Linked DNA regions of Homo sapiens: region 2 is linked to region 1. Evidence: chromatin loops called from intact Hi-C (ENCODE). Cell type or tissue: IMR-90. All regions are shown on one strand.

What was found. Hi-C counts contacts between places; a loop is a spot of excess contacts. Peaks named below come from ENCODE experiments on the same cell type or tissue, not always from the same donor. Only the 100,000 strongest peaks of a DNase experiment are listed, where the experiment ranks them.
Region 2: it touches region 1 in a loop (3-fold over the local background); 2 of 110 quality-filtered maps call a loop at or near these places.

What each region holds. Positions count from the first base shown.
Region 1 is chr5:165,454,135-165,462,134 of GRCh38, reverse strand. No RefSeq gene overlaps it. Among named protein-coding and RNA genes, the nearest start is that of LINC01938, 210 kb to the right of the region's middle. In IMR-90, a CTCF peak has its summit at 4,059 (motif pointing right); a DNase peak (open chromatin) is centred at 2,704.
Region 2 is chr5:164,958,593-164,966,592 of GRCh38, reverse strand. All of the region lies in intron 3 of LINC03000 (long intergenic non-protein coding RNA 3000), which reads right to left. Among named protein-coding and RNA genes, the nearest start is that of LINC01938, 280 kb to the left of the region's middle. In IMR-90, no CTCF peak of the experiment used is centred here; no DNase peak of the experiment used is centred here; H3K27ac peaks cover 135 bases.

The sequences.
Region 1 (8,000 bases):
AATAAGCACATCATAGGGAATGGGAGAGCCCTCCCCCCAGGCATTTATTCTTTGAGTTCCAAACAATCCAGTTACATTCTTTAACTTATTTAAAATATACAATTAGGTTATTATTGACTATAGTTACACTACTGTGCTATCAAATAGTAGGTCTTATTTATTCTCTTTTTTTCATAGTATACAATATGCTTTTTGGGACTGTATTGTATATTTTACCAGATTTGGAAGATCCCTATTTTCTTTCTGCTTCTTCAATTACATACACAGTAGATAGCATAATTGTTTTTCCTATAATTCACAGATGCATACATCTATTTTCTAGTATTTTTCCTTTCTGTTCTTATGTATATTTCATGTCTTCTGATCTGTCTTTAAGCTTACTGAATTATTTCTTGTGCACTATCTAATCTTGACTGGCGCTGCACAGAAAAATTTTCATTTTAGATATTTTAATTCTTGGTTGTTGAATGGTTATTTGGTACTGTTTTGTATTTTTCATTTATCTGTTGAGCTTCTCCATTGGTCATTTATTTTGTATACTTTTTCATTATAACATTGAACATTTTAATAATAGCTGTTTTAAAGTTCTTGGCAGGTCATTCTAACATACACAGGATGTCTGAGACTATTTCCACTGACTACTTTTTCTCATAATGATGGTTCATCTTTTCTTTTGGGGGAGTGCAGTATAGTTATTATAGTGATAGTCTCAATCTTGTGGATACTATATTTTCAGAGTATAAATTATGTTTTATTTCTTTAACAGTTACTGAGTTGTACAGATTTATCCTGTTGAAGAGTGACTTTAAGCCTTTTTAGACTGAGTTTAAACTAGACTTACTGGTGAGGTTTGACCTTCCTATAGAATAGACTGAATCCTTGGTGAGTTTAGAAAGGCTTTTTTCCAGTCTCGATAGTCTGAAAACCAATGTCTTCCAGCAATGCATATTTATTTATTTGTTTATTATTTTCAGTTCACAGACCTTCAGTAGCTGTTCTCCGTCCTGTCTTGTAGTGTTTCACGTGCACATGAGTCACTGGCTAAAGACTTAAGTGTAACCTTATGCCAATTTTTAAGATTTTTTCTCTGAATGGATTTCTTGTCTCCACTATACTGTCCTACAGATTCTAACACCCTCAATGGCCCCAAATTTTGATTTCTATTTTCTCTAGTCGATGGGATCCTTGGTTTCTGTTTATTTGGAAACTTTCTCCACCTAAAAAGCAGCCATGAAAGTTGAATACGTCTTGTGCATTTCACACTTCTTAAGGATCTCCTTCATAAGCTGCCTATTATTCCATATCTGAGTATACTGTCTGCATAGATTTTGTCCAGGTTTACAGTGTTTATGCAGGTAAGACATTCCAATTGCTCCATCATAGTTAAAATTAAAATCTGTCCATATTAATATTTTTGGCATTGTTTCTGTCATGAGACATTTGACTTAATAGTTTCACCTCTTATTTGACTATTCCAGCTGCTCTTTAATACATTTCTCTTTTTGAAATAAAGCTCAGAGTTTTGCTTATGCCATATTAAATTCATATTGAAACGCACACTATAAGCCTTTCTAAATGCCTAAGATAAATCTAATAATTTTTGGCATGTGAGGAAAAGCAAATAGAAATTAAAATTATTTACATGCATTTTTCATTTAAAAAATTCCCTGAAAGTGAGAGACTATATTCTTTCCTAATTACTATTTGGCAATTGAAACAACTCAATGTCATACCATTTTAGAAAGAATAATACGTGAATGACAGGACTTTTAAGGGAACTACTGGTGGTCACTGTAAAATATCTTGAAATGTACAGCGTAAGTTTATCAAGTCAAATAAAAATCTGGTGGTGCATATGTCTTTATTGCCTGCCATGGTATATAGCAAAGTTCAAGAATCATTGATATTCATTGGCTGAGTGATGGAAATAAAGTCAAGAGCTCACACTACTGGAATACTATCAGTTTCTACAATAGAGGAATCATTCCTTATCCCATCTGTCAGAGCCTGCTCAGCAAGAATTTAGAGAATTTGAATGGAAGATGAAGTGAAAGTGACACAATGAATTCTGTGTATTATATAATACTCAGGTAATATGCCTTTATTTGGAAACGGGAGACTGAATCGAATCATAGGCTCAGCGTGGTGGCTCATGCCTGTAATTCCAGCATTTTGGGAGGCCAAGATGGCAGGATTGCTTGAGGCCAGGAGTTCAAAGCCAGCCTTGTCAACATAGTGAGACTGTTTCTACATAAGAAAAATGAAAAAGAAAAAACTAGCCAGGTATGATGGCATGAGCATGCAGTCCCAGCTATTCAGAATACTGAGGCAAAAGATCACTTGAGCCCAGGAGTTCCAGGCTGTAGTGAGCCATGATTGCGCCACTGCACTCCAGCCTAGGCAACAGAGCAAGACCTTGTCAAAGAAAAGAAAAAAAAAAAACCCAAACAAACAAACAAAAATCCCCAAACACAGACCCATGTACACGAGAGCTATAGAAAATATAAAAATAATGATAATATAGCCCAATTCCTTCTTTTAACAAAGGAGAAAAGCAGGATAAGAAAGACATCATAGCCTAAGAGGGACAGGAAGTTTGGTGTGAGATAGTTCTAATATATAATGTTAACTGCACTACTTACTAGCTATACTGAATCACACAAGTCCATTAATATCTCCAGGATTTAGTTTCCTCATTCCTAAAATGTGTGCTGCACTGTTAAACTTACAGACTTATTATGAAGAAGAACACTCAAGTACTTGGAATTCACTTGGAAAGAAGTCCAAACTTTAAAAAAATTATATTTTCTTTCTATTTTCTTTGCCCAAAGACACATCATAAGTAATTGGCAGTCAGCTTCACAATTCAGACCCAGTGTTCTTTTTATACACACACTGTACTCCACAATGGATCAAAATCTTTTGCTATTTAGCAACTCGCCAATAAAGGACACAGACAAGTGATACAGGTATACATATTTCTAATACGTATACGACAAAAATAGCATTATATAGTGAAATTGCAAAAATTTTGTCGCAAGAAAAATTTTGAGTACTTTTCAAAGGACCTACTTCTACGTTTACAAACAATTTTTCGTGTCTGATTAATGAGAAACTTTGGAAACAATTTAATCTATCCAAGGATGTGAATGTTAGTTTCTATTTTTCAAGCCTGATTACAGAAGAACTTCTAAAGCAGTTTAATCTGTTCAGGGATGCTAAACAAATATGTCAACATTCATTTTGCATTTATGTCTGTAGCAGTTAAAGGAAGAAATGTGGAAATACACAGAATTTCGTATTTTCTCTCCGTCTTTTCTTTTTTAAGAACTAAGAGACTCCAGTGCATTTTATTTTCTATAGAGGATTCAAACTCCTAACTGAAATAAATTCATTTCAGATTGAAGTTTTTAGTAGCTTTACCAAGCAGTTTATGGGTTGGCACTCTGCCACAAAGTGATCTATAACCTCATAGTTCACTATTATGCAAATACAAATTTGGCAAGAAGACATGTGTTCTATGATTTTTCTCTAAGGATAATCACAAATTTCAAATTTCAAATACAAAATTATGCTTGACATTTAATTTGAACATGGCTTACTTTTAAAAATAAATAATATAAAATCTGTCCTGTTGTACTTTGGTTGAGAAAGGGTTTTTCTTTTTGTGTATTTTCAGGTTTAGTGCTTTATATCTGCAGGACATATGACTCTCAGACACATATACTTACATGTGCCTGCTGGATATATACATAATTTTGAAGCTTCTCTTGAGAGAAACATAAGACATTGTTTCAATAGAAACAGAGCAGGTTAGAAAAATTATTCTCAGTCAGTAGACACGTCTCAAAATTGTTAAAATTCGTATGTCCAATCATCATTAATTATACAAAATGAGGCTGACAAGCTCACATGCATTCAACCGTGTTGTACAGGGAATTATTACTGATGAATGACAGATGAAACGTAATGAAGATTGGATGTGAGTAATTAATCCAGGAAAGGTCCACTTTAGGAAAAAAGTTGTTCTTTCACTCTTCTTAAACTTAGCCAGTAGGGGTCAGCACAACAGCTGTGGTGGATAACATTTCCCTTTGCTCTTGTATCCACAGAGCTATTCTGATGTAGATATGGCCCATTGTCAAATCTCAGTGGTGTCAAGTCATGCTGAACAATAGTTTTAATAAGTTTTAATATCCGGAAATATACCAAACACTGTGGACTATTTACAGTTTTTCTAACAATCAAATGCCTTTATTTCAATGGTCTGGGTAAATGAAACAAACTTTATTTCAATGGTCTGGGTAAATCAGCACACACATTAAACAAGATGTATTACTTAAAATTCTTTGCAAGTTTGTAGATTGTTTTTGGGAGGATTTTCAATATCAAATTAAATTGCATAATAAATCACCTCCAAAGAATTCACTGAGTTTATAATGTAGAATAATGAAATGTGCAATATATGAAGTGAAACATCTCATATTTTAACCTTTATGCTAAGTGAAAGTAGCAGGTAGAGGTAGAACTGTGTTTATAAAAGTGTTTTCCTAAGGTATTGAGAGGAAAATGCAGGCCTAGTGTGACATATTATTTATTCCCTAGACTCTGTTTGCCACATGCCAAGTAAAATTCACTATATTGCCAACTTGGTTGAATTTTCTCTCACTGAAGCAGTCAGGGTCAGAATCATATGAAAGAATGCCATTTGGTATGGTTTAAAGGATTTCAAAGGCCAATCCAAAAATATATTCTCCACTTCATATCATTGTAACTGACATTGCAATCATTTCTAAGTCTCTGTGCTAAGTTGATTGCCTATCCATTCACTCATGTTTCCAATCGTGTAACCATTTATTCATTCACTGTCCACTCATTCAGACATACATCCATTTATGCCTCAGCACATCTATTTATGCCTGTATTCGTTTTTAAATTTAACAAAATTTGCATAGTGTGCTTGCATGATGAGGGATATAGCAAGAAAGCAACAACAATAACAAAAACTGCCAAAGTCCCTGCCCTCATGGAACTTAAAGTCTAGAGAAGGATTCGGATAGTAAATAAATAATTTTAATGTAGCATGTTCAATGAAATGAAATGTACAGTGCATCCAGGAATTGAGAGACAGCGTGAAAGGCCTGCGTAGAACTTCTTGATGAAAAGATGTGTAAGCTGAGGCCAAGAAAATGGTTATATGGAACCAAGTTCAAGGAGGGAAGACATGGGTTGGGAGGAAAAAAGACAGTCAAGATTTCTGTAACTTTTTTCAAACTATCTATATAATAATCATCATCATCAATGTTGACTGTAGTCTTCTCTATCCCTGCAATATCAAACTATTTCCTTAAATACTAAAATTAATTATGACAATCTTTATTTTTACAGATGAGAGGACAGGAGAAGAGAGGTTATATGGTTATGTGTCCAAAATCATGGCCTGTGTGGTTTTGATCCTGTCATCATGTTGCTAACTGGTTATTACAGAAAACCAAATACCACATGTTCTCCCTTATATTTGGAAGCTAAACAGTGAGAACACATGGACCCAAAGAAAGGAACAACAGACACTGGGGCCTACCTGAGGGTGAAGGGTGGGAGGGGACTGAAAAACTACCTATTGGGTACTATGCTTATTACCAGAGTGACAAAATAATTTGTACACCAAACCCCCCTGACATGCAATTTACCTATGTAACAAACCTGCATGTGTACCCCGAACCTAAAATCAAAGTTAAAAAAATAAAAATAAATGAAATCATGGCCTGAACAACTCTGAAGCCCACCATTGCCACTCTTTACCACTGGCCTCTTTTGAAAGGCTCACAATATCGAGTTACCCTAAACAGCCAAGCCTGATAGTTCTCTGGCTTTTACATTCATTTTCTGGCAGGTTTCTAAAGTTATACAAGTCTAGGATTGTAATGTTAGGCCCTCGAAAGCAGGTGTATGTGAGAGCCTACTCTATCATGGTGTGGTATAAGGGGGAGGAGGTTGGAGGGATTCATATGAATTCTGAGGGAAAGTAGGGAGGTTTTAGGCTGGAGGAATAGTGTGAGCTTAAGAGAAGTACTGTTCACAATGGGAAGTATAGAAAGATGAAACAAAGCCACACCTACCTACTTGTTTTGCCTTAAGCATAACTGCAACTTAAACAGTCTACTTTCTAATGGAAACTGGTTGGTACTACAATAGTACACTTTAATTGTAGTGAAATACAGCATTTTCTACACTAACTTAAAATTTTCAAAGACACATAATTTAACGTAACACCAAACAGGTAAAAACTAATTTAGGAGAAACCTAAATTATTAAGACATAATGAATTCATAGATATAGGTGTAGATAATACAGCTATAACAATAGCTATGTATAACATATATGTAGCTGTAAGATATAGATAACATCATGAGCTACGTAGATATCAGTTGCATAGTGGAATGAGGAGAGCCAGCACACCCTGATTGAAATTCTGACTCTTTTACTTTCTAATATTTGACTTTAGGTAAATCATATCATTCCACCAAGCCTCAGTTTTCATGATTGTAAAGTGTAAATATAAATTCCTATCTGAAAGAGTTTAATTAAAAATATAGATAGATGTAAGAACATAGTTCAGTATCTATTATCTTTGTAACATTCAATATCTGACAAATAATATTATTACTGTAAATTTACCAGCCTTCCACTGAGCAAGGTGCCATCAACCTTAATGAAAGTAAGCGTATAAAATAAAATATTTGCAACATTTCCCTTTACCTGTCTCATAAACATACATAATCCCTGTCTCTCTTATATATATATATGCATATCCAGAATATATGAGGAACTAGGATTCAATAGAATAAAGACAATTGATCTCATAAAAATATTAAAAAATGAACATCAAATTTATCAAAGGAGAAATAATTCAAATGGCTAACAAGTATAAATGATTGGAAAAATGCAAATTAAAACAATGGAATATCTGAATGAGTGAAAATACCTAATGTTGACTCAGGCATAAAGAAATCAACTCTCACGTATACTTGAAACCCAATTTTTAAGTATCTATCAAAAGTTTGAAAGCACATTCTCTTTACTCAGCAATTCTGCTTCTAGATTTCTTATAGAGAAATACTTATACTCTAGGCAAGTACAAAGATGTTCACCATTCTTATTATCTATATGAAAAGGAAATATAGTAAATTCTATCAATAGAATAAAACTTTAATTTGTGTTTATTTTTAATTTTTTTTTAATACAAGGTCTCTCTCTGTCACCCGGTCTGGAGTAGAGTGACACAATGATGGCTTGGTGCAGTCTCAACCTCCTGGGCACAAGTGATCCTCTCATCTCAGCCTCCCAAGTAAGCTGGGATGACAGGTGCACACCACCATGCCAGGCTAATTTTCCCTCTCTCTATGTATATATATTTTTTGGTTGTGTGGGGGTCTCACTACCTGGCCTAAGCTGGTCTCTGACTCCAGGGCTCAAGGGACCGTCCCACTTGGGCCTCCCAAAGTGTTGGGATTACAGGCGTGAGCCACCATTCCCTGCTAATGCTTTAATAAATTATTGTCTGTAATGCAAGCTAGTATCCATGAGCTTGAAAGAGATGTAATAAAATCTATCTGCAAGTTTGCAATATATATAGTATGTATTATAGATAATTACATATAGTGTATAATATATAAAGTAATATATATATGATATATAAAAAGGAATTTCTCCAAGAGATAATTTAAACTGAAACAAAAGTACAAACCTATTATTCAAGAACATTTATGTAAAACCATACACAGATTCACACACACCCACACACAAAACCCTAAACTATATATTCTGTATTTCTGTAAATGCACTGTGAAAAAAAGCCCTGCAAAAATACACAAGAAAATAAATCTAACCCCTGTGAAGGAAGGTGAACTCCGTAGTGACAGAGGGTAAAGAGGGCATTTCATTTTTACTGTAACCATCTTTTTCATGTTAAAGAAGAATATTAAGTCATATTTCATAAT
Region 2 (8,000 bases), 500 kb after region 1:
TAATCTCCTGGACACAGAATAACTTTTTATTTCAGAGGTACAACATTGTTTAAAATCTAATGATGTAGCGACATATTGGAAATAACATTTTTAAAAAACCAAATATCCACTAAAATTTAACTACGCTGTTGATCTAGCTGCCAAATATTTTATCCAAAGAAAAGACATTTGTCATGAGATTTCTTCCATGGGTGGGTAGTTCATAACTGCACAGATAATGACTACTATGTTGCAATTTGCTGTTGCCTGAAGAGTGGCAAGATTGTTGAGCCAAACACAAAGCAAATTCTAATTTTATAATCTCAAAATATTCAAAGCAAAAATACTGTTTTCTTCGAATTGAAAAAAATATATTGATGGAATAATACTTTGTACAGCTGAAGACATATTTGAGCTCATAAGTCAAAAGAATTTTCCCTAGCCAAAATTGATATAGAGAGACCATCATATAGATTACCTCTTCAGAAAATATTTGAATTTCAAAGATAAAGAAAGAATGCGAATAATCAATAAACACTCAAAAATACATCTGGTTTCAGACATTTTCTTTGTTAAATTAAAAGGAACATTTTACTTCTTTCTAAACCAGGCAATTAAAAATCCTCTACAGTTTTTTAAGTAAAATTACAGGTTTATTACGAAGTAGGCTGTTGTTGAATTGCAAAAACAATGGAAAGATAAATGTCATAAGAATGAATTCCAACTGAGAGAGAATTACACTAAAATAAGTTGAGTGGGAAAATAGTCATAAAAGTTGGTTGAGCAAAGACATTGCTGCCTTGCTCAACTTTCTGAAGATGAAGATGGGTACTACAAAAATGAAGACCTTAGAAAACAGTTACAATCTTGAAACAAATTACAAGGAAGAGCTGCCACATTCAGAAAGAATAGGTCCGAATTCAGCAAGCCAAGTACAAATACAGGCCTCCTCTGACCTTGGCAGAATTCTATCATCTCCAAAATCAGCTTTTTTTGAACACGAAAAATGAATAACAAATTGTACCTTTAACAATTAAACCAAGCAAGCCCAGGATGGTTTTGAATGCAGCCCAACACAAATTCACAAACTTTCTTAAAACATTATGAGACTTATGCCCAGATCTTTTTTTTTAAGCTTATCAGCTATTGTTAGTGTTAGTGTATTTTATTTGTGGCCCAAGACAATTCTTCTTCCACTGTGGCACAGGGAAGCCAAAAGATTGGATACCCCTGAATTAGACATTACTCATAACAATTGTTCTGAAAAACGCATGACACATATACACAAACACATCTATTTTTACCGTAGTATTATTTCAGTTATAAAAAAATAGATTCATCAAGTTCATTTCAGTCATGATTATTTAATTAATAACAAGAAAGTGCTAGTCACTCAAGCTTTCCTAAGCAATTGTGCCATTCAGTGTGTATTTGTTGGGTAGGTGGGGGTCAGAGGAAATCTTTCCAGACAATTTTCTAGTAAAGGCTGTTGGGTTGAGCTGCAAAAACCATTTTTCTCCACCTTTCTTTTTTTCTTATTTTTAAAAATAGATTTTGGGGGTAAAAATGCAGTTTTGTTATATGCATAGTGTATATTGCACAGTGGGGAAGTATGGGGTTTCAGAGTAGCCATCACCCGAATAGTACACATTGTAGTAATTAAGTAATTTCTCATGTCTCATCCCTCATTTTTCAAAAGCACCTTATTCCCTCACTCTTCTTTCTTGATACTATTTGCTCCATTTTCTTTCTTCTTTCTGAAGTTTAGCTTCCCTTGTTTACCTATCAGCATTATATGCTTGAAAATGGGAGTTTCGTGCATAAACATTCTTCTGATTTATTAGTTTATGTATTTGAGAGGGAAAAATCCAATGTATCATTGGCCAGCTGGTCAGCGAATGGGCTATTTTCTCCCTGGGCTAAGTATCTTCCTTAGTGTCAATTATTTGGGGCAGTTAAGGTGAGGGTGTGTAATTTACACAGGCAACTGTGACCATCCTTCAACAGGTGCTGGGGTTGGGAATATGTACCAGAGATCTGAGTTTGAGTTGATTTGTCCCCCAAAAATATAAAATAAAATGATGCTAGAGTAGATCCTTGCCTAAAAGAAATGCTGACAAAAATCATCTGAGGCATTCTGCTACTTAATATTATTTTTAAATTTTACAACTGATAATTGTTGGCATATGTGGTGGACCTGTATTTCTAATGGTGCAAGTGAAAGTTCTAGGAGATATTGAAACATTTTTAAAAGTTAATTTTAATTGCACTGTGACCAGTACAGGGTAAATGCTTGTTTCTTAAATACAGTGTTTTGTATTTTGAGGCGCTTCTTTTTATAAACTCCAATCAAATATGTACTTAATTCTTTACCTTACACTTTCATATAGCACCTTCTACATACAAAAAGCTTTGTTAAGGGCTGTAGGCATTCAATAATTAGTAAGATATCTTTAAGTTGTATATACTCTGTCCACTTCTCTGACAATCAACTGCAGTTATAAGATCTGTACCTGATTTTAATGTTTTGTCACCTTGTTGAAAGCATGGTAAAAATTAAGTTTGGTATTTAATATGACTTGTCTTGCATAGAGGAACACAATAAAATTAATTCTAAAAATCTCATATTTATTGTGGAGATGTTTGTGAGGATATTGTGATATTACCAAGCATATTTATTTTATCTTAGAATTTAGTACTAGAAAAATACATGATTATTCTCTGAAATCAATAAGTTCTTGTCGCTTATTGGGAAAAGGGGGAAATTATAAATGTTGTAACTGGTTGTATTTGTCTTTCTGATTCAGCTGAATCTACAGTCACACCTAGACATTGTTCAAAACTCCTGACAACATCTACATTTTTACTATTTTTTATTCATTTTTTATTTTTTTGTATTTTTAATATCTGATTTTATACTTGATTGCATATCACTAATTTATATTCACTGCATGCACATACCTGTGAACACATACACACACCTGAATAAAAGGATGGATGGAAAAAAAGTAAAAGGAAAGAATGCAGAAAGGGAGGACAAGAAGAAGAAAAGTTATGGCAGGGGCCATAAACAGGTAACCCATGCGCTGGATCTCATCCACAGAAGTATTTTATTTGAACTGTACGATATTGAAAATAACCATAACTTAAAGTATGGCCAACACTTAAAAGATATGAAAATCATATTTTAGGTGCTCTTGAAAAATTTGAAGGCATGAGAAAATTATATTTACATTACTTCATGGAAATAGTCATAGCTCAACAGCTATTGCTTGCTTTGGGCAGGTAGGCACTCCAGTTGGTAATATTTAATGTGGTGCTGTGTTTATAATGCTAAATTTTATCCTCTTCACATATTGATGTTGCTTACTTTGCCTCTATGTAGTTAAGATTTTTACCACCCAGTTTTAATTTCGGTTTTGAGAGGACTTTCAGTGTTAAATGGTACACAGGTACATACATAGGCAGACTCCATTCATTCTCCTTTGTAATGAAGGGAGATAGATGCATAAATATCAACAATAAATAAATGAAAAGTCATGACATCCCCTATAGAGATGTGTTCCCGGCACAGTGATTTCAAACTAAATTAACATACAAGCATGGGATGATTAACTGACTTCTTATTCTACATGTGTTCAAATGGTCCACCGTCACCTAAGGTTCTCACACGCAATGCTGCATGCTGTTCTAACAGCCTTACAATGATCCATGTTTGTTCATACTTTGAGAAACTTTCAATGTATTTGCTGAGAATCAAAGATATTGTCAGCTGGAAAATAGTATGTTAATGGCAAGGAAATTCAAGAGTATAAACAAAACAGATTGGCAAGTGCCATTCAAACTGAGGACAGCACAGTATGACACTCTACTAAACAGCTATGAATAATTGGTGCTCTAGAAGACAGTGCTAAATGGGGTATGCCTGTAAATATACCATTAGGCACACTGCTATAATAGATGTAAAAAAGAGTGGGGGAATAATGGGGAAAAAAGAGAGAGATTAATGGTAGCTAGAGGCATCACGGAGATTGCATGGAGGAGAAAGGATATAAACAGGGATTTGAGCAAACTGGCTTAGGCTGATGAAAAAGATGAAAAAAATGTAGAATATTCATCACTCAGGATAACATTTTTTCTTAAGCCTAAATTAAACTTGCAGAGAGATAAACATTTATGACAATTAGGGCTACAGCCTGAAGCATTTTGGCTCACAAACTAAGTGCCTTGGTTAATGAGCAAAGATTTCCATTCCTTTGCATGCATAAATACTAAGTGCAGAATTTATCATTCACTAAATCATATCCACTTTTTTTCTGCGTTTCACCAGTGGTTGCATCAATTGTCATTTAACTGCTCTAAATAATGTGTTCTCTTCCCTGTTGTATTAAGCTATTTCTATCAACGCTAATGATTTTCTGATTTCCACATGCCAGTGATTTTTGGCAGTAACAAATGATGCCTCTCTTTTGCATGTTGCAAGTAGCTTAAATTATATTTTACATACCCATTTAAAGGATCATTAGTTAAGCTATTATCCTTGCTATTCAGGAGTGTCAAGCATTTTGTAAAGTATAGTCTAACTAAACACTACAATATTCTGTATGATTTCAATAGTTTACAAAAAAAAGTCTCTATAACTATATGTAACTTTGGCTGGAATACATCATTATACCTTCTAATTTGTTCTAATTTATTCTAATTGTTCTAATTCTAAATTGTTCTAATTTATTCACATTCTTGTGACTTCCACAAAAGGTAGTGACATTTGTATAAACTTTAAAGGGCCAAGTACTATTACAAAAAATAATAAACTTGCTTTAGTCTGAACATGCAGGTTGGTGTCCAGATGTTTACATATTACATTTTTGTGCCTTTCTTTATCTTTCATTTCCACAGACAACACTGTTTAAATAATTATGATCCACAGAAGGAAATACTTAAATGTTACTGAAAGCATTGTAATGCTTTAAAAATCCACATATAGAGGTTGTGCTCTTTTTACACTTTGGAAAACCTACCACGAATATATGTGATATAAAATGGGAGAATTTTGTTTCAACACCACTAATGACTGATACATTGGTAAGGAGTTAAGGAGTTGGCTTTGTACTCTGAGCAGAAGCAAAAGGGCAACTAAATATCTTTTGTTGAGATAAGCGTAAGTATACATGGATCTATCTTGCTCCTAATCATATATCAAATATTACACAAAATAGATATAATGCCTTATTGTAGCTATGTATTGAGAGTCCTATCTAAATGACACTGTACCACTGGAGAGGAGATATATTGATTTCTTAATATTGAGGAATGGCAGGCTTCCCCCTGCTCCATAGCAGTTTTCTTCACGTTATACAAAGTTTGGTTTGTCATAGGCATAAAAGAATAATTCATGGGGTGCTGGGAATTCTAGTATTAGCCCATAAATGGCCACTAAGACAAATAATTTAGAACCACTGTTGCATTCAAAGTTTCCAGTTACTGAGAATAACCAGTTGGAGGTTTAGCATATTGTCAACTGTTCTTCCTAACAATGAGCTGCATTAATTGCTCAGGATGGGTGGGTCCTTCTGGATATGAGATGTGACATTTACACATACAAAATTTAAAAAAAATAAGCATAAAGTCCAGTGAACATCATACAAATTTCATAGGACCATTAGAAACCATATCTGCTTTATGCTGGACCCCAGCCCATTTGTGATGTGAAAAAAAGAAAACATGATTCAGGAGGAAAAGCTAAAGATTAATAATTAATGTTTAATATGTTTTCACAGGGCTTGGATCTGATCCTTCAGCAAATCTTTAATGGTTTCAGCCACTGAACATGTTTGAAAGAGTATAGTTCTAAATAGTGAAATATAAGAATTTGATCTGAATGGGTATGAATCAGTGAGGCAGGCCATAGGGCCTGGAGGGAGGGAATCCAAGGACCTCCTAAGACTAAATCAGAAAGAAACACCTCAGCTATGACAGGAAATATCCTCTTCATTTAAATAGGGCATGCACCAAGTAACACAGGGAAACTTCTAGAGGGTACTCAAACCCCAGAAAATTCTGTAACTGGGGTCTTCGGCCCCTATGCTTGGGCCCGCTGCCACCCTGTGGAGTGTACTTTCGTTTTCAGTAAAGCTCTGCCTTTGTTGCTTCATTCTTTCTTTGCTTTGTTTGTGTGTTTTGTCCGACGCCAAGAACCTGGACACCCTCCACCAATAACAATAGGCTAAAAGTACAGGTCTGTTGAAAATTGAAAATAACATCCTGGATGGTGCAGAAAAGCATCTGAGATTTATGACTGGTGCCTCAGAAGGAACCTACCAAATAGTTGGGAGTTCAGAGGTACCACATGTAATGCAATGATTTCCTAGTGTACACTTGACCAAGGCTTCTTCCTAGCCCCTGGTACCTAATCCACCACTTTTTCCTATGAGAAAAGTGATTGTAGGTGGACATTTCTGGTGTTCTTCTGAGTTTATGTCTAAAGAGTATTTTATTTATATTGCTAGAGTAGAGATAAAAGACAGATTCATAACTTGAAGTCAGAGAGAAAAAGGCGATTGTAACAAATATAGTAAGATCGTTTAAACATTTTTTTTGGTTGTTGAGACAGCGTCTCCCTCCCATCACCCAGGCTGGAGTGCAGTGGCATGATCATGGGTACAGCCCACTGTAACCTTGACTTCCTGGGCTCATGTGATTCTTCCACCTTAGCCTTCTGAGTAGCTGAAAGTACAAGTGTGCACTGCCATGCTTGGTTAATTTTTTTTTTTTTTTTGTATTTTTAGTGCAGGTGGTGTTTTGTCATGTTGCTCAGTCTTAAATGCCTCGTATTTTTAAGTACAATCTAGTTATGAGCAATGGATAAATTTAATGTTATGATTTGGCCCCACATTTAGCTTGCCATACTCCTCAGTTTCTACCTGAACAGGCTGGGACATGTGACCCAACCTTGTTTGCATTTGAATTTCAGGCACAGGTCTGGCTAACACTAATATGCTACTGCTGTCTCTAGTATACCTTATACATTATACACCTTTCCTGCGTTTTTGCTTTGCAGCTGGATTCACACATTTTATTGATATGTTGGCTATAATAATCATTCTCCCTAAAGCTATTTCAATGAAGGGCATATCCACTGGAAATAATAACATCACTATAAAGAAGGAGAAGAAGAAAGAGGTAGAAAAGAAGGAGGAAGAAGAGGAAAAATGTGGGAGAAAACAGCGACAACATCAGCTTCTGTTTATGTGCCATCATGTGATATAGGCTGACATAAACACACAAAAAATTGTCTCGTTCAGTCTTAACTTTATAAACTAAAAATTTAAGTCTGTGTAAATATTATCTTGGAATGGAAAATAGTATCTTGCACGCTGAAGAACAGAATCTGAATGTGTGATCAGTGCCGGAAAACATGTTAGAGATAAGGAAACAGGCTTTGCAAGGCCAAAGCCACTTGCCCAACATAATACCCAATCGTGAATATCGAAGCCAAATTTAAATCCAGCTTTGCCTGCCAAGGCACCATCTTGAAACCGTTTGTTATATAGCACTGCCTTCCCAAACTCTTAATAGCTAAATAAAACTATTTTCACGCTATAAATAAACTAATTAAATGTTATAATTTTTAGAAATATAAAAATAATTTTAACTTATAGCTTCAAATTTTCTTCATTAGTTCTTGGTACAAAAGATGAGAAAAATCTAAACGTTGTTCGCTTTTGCACCCCCTAGTGGAAATGTTAACATGAAGAAAATGACCGAATAATAACTTGAACAAGGAAAATAAAATGGCCAAGTATTTTTCATAAAATTGGCCAGTTGATTTGTAAGAGTTGAGTAGAATACTTTTTGGTTTTGTAATTATAATTGGCAACCACTTAAAATTATTTTCAAGGTTCTTTAGGACTTTGTAAATAACACTATATGTACATCTAAACCTGTATCTATCTTACATGTATATAATATACATATGCATACATACATACTATGGAAGGTGAATGAAGATACTAAACTGA